Linked DNA regions of Homo sapiens: region 2 is linked to region 1. The links are chromatin loops, found by intact Hi-C in ENCODE. Cell type or tissue: heart right ventricle. All regions are shown on one strand. Each heading gives the region's core, and the rest is flanking DNA. Links, peaks and the distances in the headings are about the cores only.

The links. Peaks named below come from ENCODE experiments on the same cell type or tissue, not always from the same donor. Only the 100,000 strongest peaks of a DNase experiment are listed, where the experiment ranks them.
Region 2: it touches region 1 in a loop (13-fold over the local background); 102 of 110 quality-filtered maps call a loop at or near these places.

The regions. Positions count from the first base shown.
Region 1 is chr15:91,301,732-91,304,647 of GRCh38, forward strand. SV2B (synaptic vesicle glycoprotein 2B) reads left to right here. Exons shown (of 13, transcript NM_001323032.3): 13 at 1-834. Among named protein-coding and RNA genes, the nearest start is that of CRAT37, 160 kb to the right of the region's middle. In heart right ventricle, for the core only: a CTCF peak has its summit at 1,281 (motif pointing right); a DNase peak (open chromatin) is centred at 1,343.
Region 2 is chr15:92,081,200-92,084,115 of GRCh38, forward strand. All of the region lies in intron 2 of SLCO3A1 (solute carrier organic anion transporter family member 3A1), which reads left to right. Among named protein-coding and RNA genes, the nearest start is that of SLCO3A1, 230 kb to the left of the region's middle. RefSeq lists an enhancer at 1,148-1,197. In heart right ventricle, for the core only: CTCF peaks have their summits at 1,260 (motif pointing left) and 1,460; a DNase peak (open chromatin) is centred at 1,252; H3K27ac peaks cover 1,450 bases.

The sequences.
Region 1 (2,916 bases), core at 236-2,735:
CGGTTTTAAAAGATTTTGGGATATTGGCATTATACCTACCAGCTGAGCATCCCAAGTCTGCACATTTGATATCTAAAATACTCCAGTGAGCTTTTCCTTGGAGTACACGTTGGCGCTCAAAAAGTTTTCAATTTGGGAGCATTTCGGATTTTTGACTTTTGGATTTGGATTTGGAATGCTCAACCTGTTTTCAGAGTCAGAGCCAAGTTCTGAATGCTCATCACCTGGCATATAGTATGGTATAATCACCCCACCAAACCTCTTCCAAAAGAAGCCAGGGTCATCTGCTGCAGATGTTTCTGGGCCACTAGGCCAATATTAACCAAATTATTATAGACACCATCTTAATGTAGAGGATCCCACAAGACTGTGACCTAATAAAACCCTCATTTTCCCTATGCATTGTGACTAACACAGTATTTGATACGTAGTAGGTCTCAATAGATGATGAATAGACCGATGAATGAGCACATGAGTTGAATGGTGAGGAGCAAGTGAAGTGTCATATGTAAAAGAGTTAATTCTCAGATTGATTCAAATGCGGACTTAACACTGCAGCTGTAACTCTGGGTCCGGGTCTTGGTGGCTCCTGCTTTGCTGAGCTTTAAAACTTTAGTAACCTGATGATGGAGAGATCTGGGGGGTGCAGAGGAGGGACCTGGTTCTGGAGTGGTGATGCTGGTTGTCAGAGGGCTGAGGGTGGTGGCCTTTTGCTAACTGGTATGGAAGCATTTCGGTATTTTAACAAGTATGAAAGTAGCTATGTGAATTTGCCAAATAGAAATCTTGGAGGCCAGGTGCAGTGGTTCACACCTGTAATCCCAGCATTTTGGGAAGCCAAGGCAGGTGGATCACTTGAGGTCAGGAGTTCGAGACCAGTCTGGCCAACATCGTGAAACCCCATCTCTTCTAAAAATACAAAACTTAGCTGGGTGTGGTGGCACATGCCTGTGATCCCAGCTACTTGGGAGGCTAGGGCAGGAGCATCTCTTGAACCTGGGAGGTGGAGGTTGCAGTGAGCTGAGATGGTATGTGAGTCTTGGTTGGACACAAGAAAATGCACTCCAGCCTGGGTGACACAGTGAGACTCTGTCTCAAAAAAAAAAAAAAAAAGAAAGAAACTTTAGAAGCCACAAGAGGTCAGCTCCAGTGCAATATCCTCACCTGATGATGTTTTCCAAGCTCCTACCAAGGCTGCTGAGACACATCAGTAATTGAAAAACTTTGTGGAGTTCGGTTTCGTTTCAACCAGGTATACTTTTTTGCTTTATTCCCATATCAACACTAGAGGGCAGTAGCTACCTTGACGATGTAAACCAGGCTTCTCCAAGGTTGGTGAGCCCTCTCTCCCGCCTTTGCCAAGGGGAATGAACGGCTTTTGCGAAGCATGAGTATTGCCCCTCTGTTGTTTACGATGGGTCTGAATGTGGAGATGATTCCAGAAGGCATTTGCTGGAGGGCCTGGGATATCCTTTAACCGTTGATAATATGCTCTTATCTGAAAGATGGAAACTTTCCCATCAACTTTAGAGGAATTGTGGATTCAGCAATCATTTATTAAACATGGGGATGGGGACACCCTTCACCATCTTAGCAGACGACTGGCTTTTAACCCATGCTTATTTAATTAGGACTTCACCATTTACTGTTGCTAGTTAATTTTATATAGGCAAAAACCTCTTGGTGTCCCCTGGGAATCTGTAAGGACAATGTGCTAGGAATGAGAATTCAGAAGGGAGTGTTGGTTTGTGTATTCACAAGGTGTCTACTCAAAGATTGAACTCTTCCATACGTGGGGTGAAAGTTCCTGGCATTAACTATATTAAATAGTCACTGTCCTAGCTGAGCTCAGGGGAGCAGATGTTTTCAGCACAGGATACATGCAAAGGCAGTAAAATGTACTAGGAGAAGTTCGGTTTGGAAGCCCTGAAGTTCTTGACTCCATCCTTCACTTCTGAGATCTAGGGAAAGGCTGTGAGAGCCTGTGCTGGTTGCTTAACCTCATTTTCCTTATCTTTAAAACAGAAGCGGCAGACACAATGGCTGTAGGGTCTCTCCAAGTTTTGATTTCTACAGTAAGAACAATATCACTTGGGAATGCATATAAAGCAAGACACAGAAATAGAGTTTCCTGTATGTGAGTCTTGGTTGGTCACAAGAAAGGGAGTGCGTGCCCTGTGAGCTCTGTTTCGTTTGGAGATACTTGACAGGGTGCACCGTGCTTTGATTACTCCTCGCCAGTGCTTTCCACAGAGGGAGCGAGAGGCAGGTGATCTGCCAGTGTAATATGAAAGGCAATCTAGGCTCAAGGCTAGCTTAAAGGGAAAAGGAAAAGGAGGTATCCACAGGGAAAATGGGGTTAGTTTTATATTCAAATCTCACCTGAGATGCCAACAAAGTAATGACAGAAAACTGCATGTAGCTACATCAGTGGAGGCTAAAAGAAGATAATCAGAGATACTAGGAAGCAACCTACTGCAGGAGGAGAGAGAGGGGGGAGGGAGGGAGAGAGAGAAAGGGGAGAGAGACAGAGAAAGAGATGAAGAGAGAGAGGGAAGGAAGGACAGAGAGAAAAAAAGAGGGAGAGAGAGAAAAAGACAGAGAAAGAGATGAAGAGAGAGAGGGAAGGAAGGACAGAGAGAAAAAAAGAGGGAGAGAGAGAGAAAAAGAGAAAGTAGAGAGAGAGGGAGAGAAAGAGGAAGGGAGAAAGAGAGATGGAGAGAGAGAGAAAAAGTGAGAGAAAGAAGGAGAGAGGGAGGGAGAAGAAGGGAGAGGGAGAGAAAAAGAGAGGGAGAGAGAGAAAAGAGAAAGGGAGAAAGAGAGGGAAGGAGAGAGAGAAAAAGAGGGAGGAGGAAGGACGGGGGAGAGGCGGAGAGGAGAGAAGGAGAGAGGGAGAGAGAGAGGGGGGGATAGGGG
Region 2 (2,916 bases), core at 284-2,783, 780 kb after region 1:
CTATATTTTTGCACCCATTAACCATCCCCACCTCCCCTGCCCCCTTCCCAGCCTCTGGTAACCATCATTCTACTCTTTACCTCCCAAATGCATTTTGGGTACCAGCTATTTCTTTGGTCAGTGCTGGTACCACTAGTGGTGCTTTTTTTTTTCTTTTTCTCCTTTTTTTGAGACAGAGTCTCGCTCTATTGCCCAGGCTGGAGCGCAGTGTTGTGATCTCGGCTCACTGGTGCGATCTTGGCTCACTGCAACCTCCACCTCACAGATTCAGGCAATTCTCCCTGCTTCAGCCTGCCTAGTAGCTGGGATTACAGGTGCCCACCACCATGCCTGGCTTTTATATTTTTAGTAGAGATAAGGTTTTCACCATGTTGGCCAGGCTGGTCCCGAACTCCTGACCTCAGGCGATCTGCCCACCTCGGCCTCCCAAAGTCCTGGGATTACAGGTGTGAGCCACTGCACCCAGCCCACTGATGGTGCTTTTTAATGAGAAAGTCTGGTCAAGGGCAGCAAGGGCAGAGGCTGGTTCTAGTCCAGGATTCTCAACCTGTCTGCAGGTAGAATCACCTGGGGACTTTGGGAAAAGCCCATTGCCTAGTGTGTCTTCCAGACCAGCTTCATCACAATCTCCAGGAGTGAGACCTAGGGATTGGTGTTTTCTTTTTACAAGTTTCTGAGGTGAATCCAATGTGCAGCCCAGTTTGAGCCCCATTGATGTATCTGATCTAAGAGGTCAACAGGTGCAGTAATGTGGGGAGGGGCACATATGCTCTGGCTCTGTCATGTACTGTGTGGATTTGGTAACATTAGTGTTTGGTTTTGTTTGTAAACTTTGTGATGGAGATAATTCTATTACACAGTGTCTAACACCTAATTTGTGCTCAATAAATGGTCACCTCCTCACCGTCTCCTTCCCTGTTCACCTCCTCCTCAGACATAAGCAAGGTCAGTTATGTAATGCTGGCAGGCTGTTGGCAGCAGGCACCAGATAAATGTGTATTGCAGGTTTCCTGCTGTTTATGGATCATGTTTTATTCATGCACATATGATGCAGAATGCTCCCTCTGAGGGGAGAACTTTGAGCCTGCAGATTTAAGATGTGGCAATACATTTATATAAATTGAGGAGACGAAGGCAAGTGGGTGATGAGAAACGCAAAGCCCTGACGGAGGGTTTCACAGGCATTTAGGAAGTGGAGGCCAAGGATGTTCAAGCAGCCTGGAATTGCTCTTTTTCCTAGGTCAGCACTGCCCTCTAGTGGGGCAGAGTCACAGCCAACCCGCGTTTCCTCCTCACTCCTCCCACTTGCGAGAACCATCTAGGGTTAAAATTACTCCAAGTCCAGCCAAAGAAACAGCCTAGGGAGACCAGCCATGCACGCCCCCATTCTTGGACTCATTGTTCCTGAAACACAAAGATAATTCTAGAAAGCTTCTATTCATGCCAGATATCAGAAGATTTGCATGCATTACATATAATTCTCACTGTTCTACAAGACTGATAACCCTTCTTCCCAGACTCAGAGTTGGGAAGTGAATCTTCCAGAAATTGAGAAATGTAACCAGGATTCCAGCCTGGTAGGAATCAGCCTTGGCTGATTCTCACGCCTTCACCACTGTGCCGTGATACCTGCTCTTTCTCTAGGAACTAGGTCCCGGAGTCCTGAGTTAAAATCCACTTCCACCATGTACAAGCTGTGTGACCTTGGTGCAGCTGACTGATCTCTCTGCGCTTCTGTATTCTCATCTACAAAAAGAGTCTCATAAACTCACCTTATCAAGGCATAGTGAGAATGATTGACCTTGAATAAATCAGAAGGGGCAGAGAAAGAGCTGAAGAAAATGACTGCCTCTGGATGGTAGGAAAACTGTGTTTTCCCCCTGCTGAATGCATTACTTTTATAATCAGACGAAATGATCACTTTCCTTGTAAAGAGGTAGAAGCCGTCACCCGTGTGTACCAGCCCTGCGAGATATTATAGGAGAGACCGTTTTCTTGTTTCCTCGAAGTTGAGTCAAGCAAATCTCAAGATTCCTCTAAAGAAAACCTCAGGCTTCCCCCAAAGGGATCTCTCATTTTGTCAAGTACAGAACCCTCAGCTCTGCCCTTCTGCTGCCCAGCTAGCTTGGTGCTGTCTCTGTCACTGCTAAGAAGTCAGGACTGACTGTCATGTGAGATCTCACTGTCCTCAGGTGCCCTCCCTTCCCACGTTCAGGAAGGGATCTGAGCAGAGGTTTGAGTGCAGGGCAGCGTGACTCCTGGGTACAGTAGGTTCTCCCTTCACCACTCTCCCAAGGACAGCTGAGAAGTGCCTGGTCCTTGCAGTTCCGTTCTATCAGCACCTGAAATTCTATTGCAATAGATAATTGTATTCTTCAGAAGTATGTTCTTCAGAGAATCGTATTTGTCTCTAAGCTTTCTGTCATTAGGAGAACTGTGTTGGGATTTATTAAAAATTACTCATAAGAAATAAGCCTTGTGCATAGAAACAGACGAGAAGGGAAGATCTAAATGCATGTCAGTGTTTCTGGGTGGTGAGAGATGGTGATTTGTGCTGTCATCTTTGTAATAATGATTGCTAAAATTTATTGAGCACTTACTGTATGCCAGGCGCTGTGGAAAGCCCTTGTGAGGCACTAATCACCCAAACCTCAAAACAATCCTGCGAGGTGGGTACTGTTAACCTCACTCACAGGTGAGAGTATGGAGGGCCAGAGTAGGTAAGTACCTTTGTCAAGGTCACACAGCCAGTGACTGCAGACCCTGGCCATGCAGCTCTAGGGTCTGTGTTCTTGGCCACTGTGTTATTCTGCCTCTCTACGCTTGGTTTATCCTCAGTCATCCTTAATGAGCATGTGCTGCTTTTAAAATGAAGAAAAGGGGTTTTGTTTGTAAATTAACTTACATGGTTCCAGG